Linked DNA regions of Mus musculus: region 1 is linked to region 2. Evidence: chromatin loops called from intact Hi-C (ENCODE). Cell type or tissue: heart. All regions are shown on one strand. Links, peaks and the distances in the headings refer to the core of each region. The heading gives the core; the rest is flanking DNA.

What was found. Peaks named below come from ENCODE experiments on the same cell type or tissue, not always from the same donor. Only the 100,000 strongest peaks of a DNase experiment are listed, where the experiment ranks them.
Region 1: it touches region 2 in a loop (7-fold over the local background); 2 of 42 quality-filtered maps call a loop at or near these places.

What each region holds. Positions count from the first base shown.
Region 1 is chr11:46,341,477-46,344,392 of GRCm38, reverse strand. It overlaps Itk (IL2 inducible T cell kinase), which reads left to right. Exons shown (of 17, transcript NM_010583.3): 9 at 1,913-1,995. Gm12167 (predicted gene 12167) reads right to left here and starts at 2,106. Exons shown (of 2, transcript NR_152253.1): 1 at 1,888-2,106. In heart, for the core only: no CTCF peak of the experiment used is centred there; no DNase peak of the experiment used is centred there; H3K27ac peaks cover 445 bases.
Region 2 is chr11:46,274,166-46,277,081 of GRCm38, reverse strand. Cyfip2 (cytoplasmic FMR1 interacting protein 2) reads left to right here. Exons shown (of 31, transcript NM_133769.3): 8 at 175-303; 9 at 2,340-2,444. Among named protein-coding and RNA genes, the nearest start is that of Cyfip2, 37 kb to the left of the region's middle. In heart, for the core only: a CTCF peak has its summit at 1,558 (motif pointing right); a DNase peak (open chromatin) is centred at 721.

The sequences.
Region 1 (2,916 bases), core at 151-2,650, 67 kb before region 2:
GCCCCTGTGGCTACCTCTCAGCTCCTTGCAGGAAGTATGTGGTAAGGCACGTGCTTCCCTCAAACTCTTAGCTGCTTCAGCCCCAAGTAAGACTCCATGTTGCTTTCAGCAAATGTCGCCCACAGTCACTACGGTGGAGAAAGAGAGTGTGGGCTTTCCCATGCTCTGCCAGACCTGACTATGACCCTACCTTTGTCACCTGGTGTTTATAGAGAACTTACAGCTGAGGACTGCTATAATCACAACTTGTTTACAGAAAACAATGACTTCTTTGAAATGGTAACACCAACACAAACAGCCAGATGTTCATTGGTTAGATAAAAGAGATGTTTATGCTCCTCCTCTCCTCTCTTCAGACAGTTGGTGAGCCTCTGGTCTTTCTGGTCTGTTTCTTCCTTTAGAATATATGACATAACCAGATAAAATCTGCCTCTGCTTGAGGTCTGTTTCTTCCTGTCTCGTGTTTAACCCATCACATTCCAACCAACCAAGAGCCAAAGCTGCATAATTTTGCAAATGGTAAACTGTGGCTAATGCCTGTTGAGCAAAGCCATCAAACAAAAAGTCTCTACTCCCAGAAGCCAGAAGGTGGCTGTCTGCTGACGAATGGAAAACAAACGTGATCTGTCCCTAAAGTGGAATATCACTCAGCCACAAGTAGGAGTGAAGTCTTTACACCTGTCACCACCTAGGAGGTCCTTGGAAAGAATATTATAAATGAAGGACCCACTCTCAGAAAACCACATGGATTCCACTTACAAAAAGAGTCTACATAAAAATGTCTAAAATAGGCAAATCTATTTTCAGAATGCTTATTAGAATAAATATTAGTAAACCCATTCCCTCTCTCTCTCTCTCTCTCTCTCTCTCTCTCTCTCTCTGTGTGTGTGTGTGTGTGTGTGTGTGTGTGCGCGTGTGTGTGTGTGTGTGTGTGTGTGTGTTTGTGTTTGTGTGTGTGTGTGTGTGTGTTCATGCAAAAACTTTCCTTTGGGACTGATGGATGGAGGGGCTTCTGGTATTCTACGCTGTAGATATTTTCCCTGTGTATATAAACGGTATGACTTCCACATAAGGTCCCCTGTCTAATTGTGACCTTCACTTATGACCTTCACAATGTCTAATTTAAGTAAGTCATAATTAACAAGCTCTGCAGATGTTTACAACTGGTAGGAGAGGAGCTAGGAATTCGATTCTTCAAACAGTTCAGATTTTACAGTTTCCATCAGGAACATGTGAACTGGCATGCCTGTTTGCCTATGCTGACTCCATCAGAGCAGGCAAAGCTGTCAGCACTTCCTTCTACCCACCCTCCTCTGTCTCTGTCTCTCTGTATCTCTTGATGTCTCTCTATGTGTGTCTCTCTCAACTAGTAGCATCGCACTGTTTCTCACTCTGCCCTTCAGTGAAATCAGCTTTGTGAGCAGGGCTTGAGAAATTAAGCCCCATCCAGGAACTGAGGGAGTTTTCAGAATAAGTTTTGTGTTCTGAAAAGAGGTAGAAGAGGCTGGAGCATCATAGAGCAAGGAAACGAATTTGCTCAGGTGCCGAAGTTCAAACTCCAACCCCACTGCTCACTATCTGCAAACCCATGGGAAATCCACTTAATCCCTCCAGCACTCACTTGCTGACCTTGTTGTCAAAGAGGATAATTGTGTCCAGACTCCAACACTGAGGGTTGGGAAATGTCTGTAGAGTCCAGTGCCTGGTGAACTGTAAAGGAGAGGACCTGTGTCTGTCTGTCCATACAGGACCTCAGATGAACAACTGCTTCAGGTGTGATTGAAATGGTGGCTGTTGCTACTGAAAGTCTGTGCCACACAGTGCTTCCCCCTTCCCAAAGCAAGAAAGTGGCCTTAGGTGCCAGAGTCTGGTTTTTAGATCACTAACCTTTCGGTCTTTCTACCCAATCCAGGGTAAAGAAGGAGCTTTCATGGTCCGAGATTCCAGGACACCCGGGACATACACAGTCTCTGTTTTCACCAAGGCCATCATAAGGTATGCCACTCACTTGGCACAGAGGAATGGGGATAGCTGGTTTTGTGTGACAGCGTAGACACAGCAAGATCCACCCACACATCATGTGGAGCCTCGCTAGCAGTGGTGTGGCTTCCACCAATGCCCCTGTAAAGTCAAAGCCCCAAGTTCAAGGGCAGATCTAGAGAGATTTAATAAGGGCCAGAACTGGGTGGATACCAGATCCTCTACTGGGCATTGGCAAGGCCTGATAGCAGAGCTCTGAGGACATCGCATATTTGCGTCTATATTTAGTGAGCATATCAGGTAGTGTAGAAGAAAGTATTTTCATCTACAACTGGAAATAGATAAATGCCAGTTCTTGATATGCTAAAAATAAAACCTATCTACCATATTGGCATACAGTCCTGTGTGCCAGAGACTCCTGAGTGTGTGTGTGTTTATATCCAGATTCCATATGTGTTTATAGAATTACATATTAGATTAGATACTTGTATTAAAGCATTAGATACTTGTATTTCTAAGTCTGGATTATTTTGTTTAACACACTAATCTTTACTTGCGTTCTATTCATTTACTTGTGAATATCCTAATGCCATCTTCACAGCTAAATAAAATTACAGTATATATATGCACCACAGTTTCTTTATCCATTCCTCTATTGAGAGGCATATATGAGGATTCCATATTTTGGCTATTGTATAGTGCAGCCATAAACATGCATGGTCAAAAATCCCTGTGCTGTTCTGGCTCAGAGTCCTTCTGGTTCGTACCAAGGAGTGGTGAGCTAGAACCACGTGGTAGTTGTATGTTTAGTTTTTGAGAAACCTCCATACTAAGATACACTAGTTTACATTCCCACCAGCAGGGTTCTCCCCAGGGTATATGCACATGTATGTGTGTGAACACACACAAACACATACCAGCATTTGTTGTCAATTT
Region 2 (2,916 bases), core at 313-2,812:
CCTAGCATCCAAGGGGAGTCAGGTGTCAGCCCCTGCTGGCAGGAACGCTCCCTCCTCCTGGGACCTCAGTAGGTAGGGATCAAAGTGCTCACTTATTCAGCCCAGCTCTGGGCCTTCTGGGTGGTGCAGGAAGATGTTTGCTCCGCCTGACCAGTGGGTGGCGCTGTTGTTTAGTGTCTTCACCAGCAACTGGAAGTGATCCCGGGCTATGAGGAGCTGCTGGCAGACATTGTCAACATCTGTGTTGATTACTATGAGAATAAGATGTACCTGACGCCCAGTGAAAAGCACATGTTGCTCAAGGTAAGACTTCCCCTCCTGACACAGCTTCCTGCCAGGCGTGCGTGCGTGCGTGAGTGTATAGGTGTGTGCATACGAGTGTGGGTGTCTTTAAAGGCCAGAAGTGTCAGATAACCTAGACCTAGAGTTATGGGCGATTGTGAGCTGCCCAGCATGGGTGCTGGGAACCAAATCTGAGTCCTCTACAAGTGCAGTAACTGCTCTTAACCACCGAGACATCGCTCCAGCCAAATCTTTTTTTTCTGACGTGCTGTCTCTCACTGGGATCCAGGGCTCACCCATTAGGCCTGGAGAGCCGACCAGCAAGCTCAGAGATTGGCTTGCCTCTCCCTCTCCATCATAGGGGTTACACACGTGCTCCACCATGCCAGGTTTTACATGGGTGCTAGAGAATGAACTCCGGTCTTAGACTTGTGCCTCAAGCACACGTGACTGACTGGGCCATTAGCCCACAATGTTGGAGACTGGACGTGATATTGGGCTTCTTTGAGGGCATGCCATGGTGGAACTATTTCGTGTCCCCAAATAGAAACACCAGTATTCAGTCATGGGGCCTCTAAAGAGCTAATCCAATTCTGTTCCAAGAGGCCTATCTTTAAATAACTAGGAGGTTACATTTCAACCTCTTTTTATTTATTAATTTATGCATTTCTTTTTTTGAGACATTCTCTCTGTAGCCCAGGCTGGCCTTGGATTCTCAGTACCCCATCCTCAGCCTCCCAAACGTTTGGGTTACAAGTGTAGGCTACCACATCCATCAGGTTTCACCCTCTTAAAGTCATGGCCCTGTGACTTTGGGGCTTAAATGCTTGCCAGAGTTCAGGGAAACGAAACATATTGAAACCATAGCCCAGGGCAGCATGGCTTTTGTGACTCGCTCACTCCAGCTTCCTTGGGCTGTCAGAAACCAGCAAAGGCTGCCCCAGCTTTAACCGCCTTTCCTCCCTAGTCCAAACATGGGTGGTACAGCAGTTATGCCCAAGTCTCATGCTCCGCAGGCTGCCTTACGATACTCCATCTCAAAGCAGGTTTAGATGACTTCAGGTTCTGGGCCTTCCTCTCTTATCAGCCTTGAATGTCTGCATAGACCTGCTCCTCCCCACCCCCACACACCACCATCACCAACACACACACACACACACACACACACACACACACACACACACACGTTTTCTATCCTCTTCAGGCCTCCAGCATTGTTTTGAGCTGTTGCAAGGTTGGTTCTTTGCAGTTGGTTAGTGAGCTCAGAGGCCACCAGGGGGCGATGGAAGCCCTCACAGGACAGTCTGGTGCTGTTGCCGCAAGACAGAATGCACCAGGCAGGAAGCAGCTGTCATAGGCATCCTCTGCTTCTTCTCTTAGCCCCCTCCCCCTCCCCCCCACCCCCGTGAGATATAAAGGTACAGAGAGGAGCGACTTCCCCTGTCCCTGCGGCTGCTCTTTTACCTAAAGTGACTAGCAGGTGGGCTGACAGATCAGGAGTATCAGCATCTTCGGGTGGAGATCTGCTCTTTAACAATGGCCTTCACATTGTTGCTTTTCTGGAGAACTTTGTGGTCACTTATCATTATTCCAGTGCCTGCCTCTCAACACCTCTGGGAAACAACAAGGTCCTTTCTCTCTCGGAGGATCTATAAATCCACACTTGGATGGAGATCCTAGGCTAAGCCCTTTGCAGATCGTCTCAACAACATGTGTGTGTGTGTCTGTGGTTCCAGCAAGCTCTCTAGCCAGCCTCTCTATGTCTCTGATTCCTCATCTTTAGAATCGAGGCCACCCTTCTTAAACCCTAACCACAGCCGCTGCCCCAGAGTAACTGCTGTAATAATATACTAAATTCCTCGTTGAAATTAGGCACGTGTTTTCTGTTTTAATTTGGAAATGTGTGTGATTTTGAAATAGCACGTGTGTCTCTACAAGATGCCAGTGAATTTGTGCACGCTCACATGCGTGTGCACGCATGCATCACAGCCCCCATGTTTGTTAGCTGCTCTGGAGGTGTGATGAGGATGTTACACGTGGCCCCTTTCTCATTCTAGGTGATGGGCTTTGGTCTCTATCTGATGGACGGAAATGTCAGTAACATTTACAAACTGGATGCCAAGAAGAGAATCAACCTTAGCAAAATTGATAAGTTTTTTAAGGTTAGTAATTGGTGCTGGGGCCAAGCAGGGGCACAGAATTACTGGGGCCTAGATCCCTGGTGGAAGGAAAGGATGGCATTGGCCAGAAAGCTGTGGAGATGGTCACAGGCATCTAAAGATTCTCAGGGAAAAGGAAGATAAAGCGCAGGCCCCAGCTGCTCTCACTAAAGCAAGGTTACTGCCCACATGTGAGTGATGCTCAACCTCAGGACTCGCTGGGATTCCACGGGAGGCCTTGTAAGTCTTCTTGCATGTCCCTTTCCCCTTTCCTAAAATCTTTCCTCTAAAGGCATAGTTGCATCCTAGAAGTCAAAACCTATGTGAATTTTCATTACACTCTACAGCTCATGGAGACAGAAGAAAAGAGTAGAATTTTTAAAAAGATTTCACTTTTATCTGATGTATAGGGGTGTTGTGTCTGGGGATGTGTCTGCACCATGTATGCAGTGCCCACAGAGACCAGAAGAGGGCA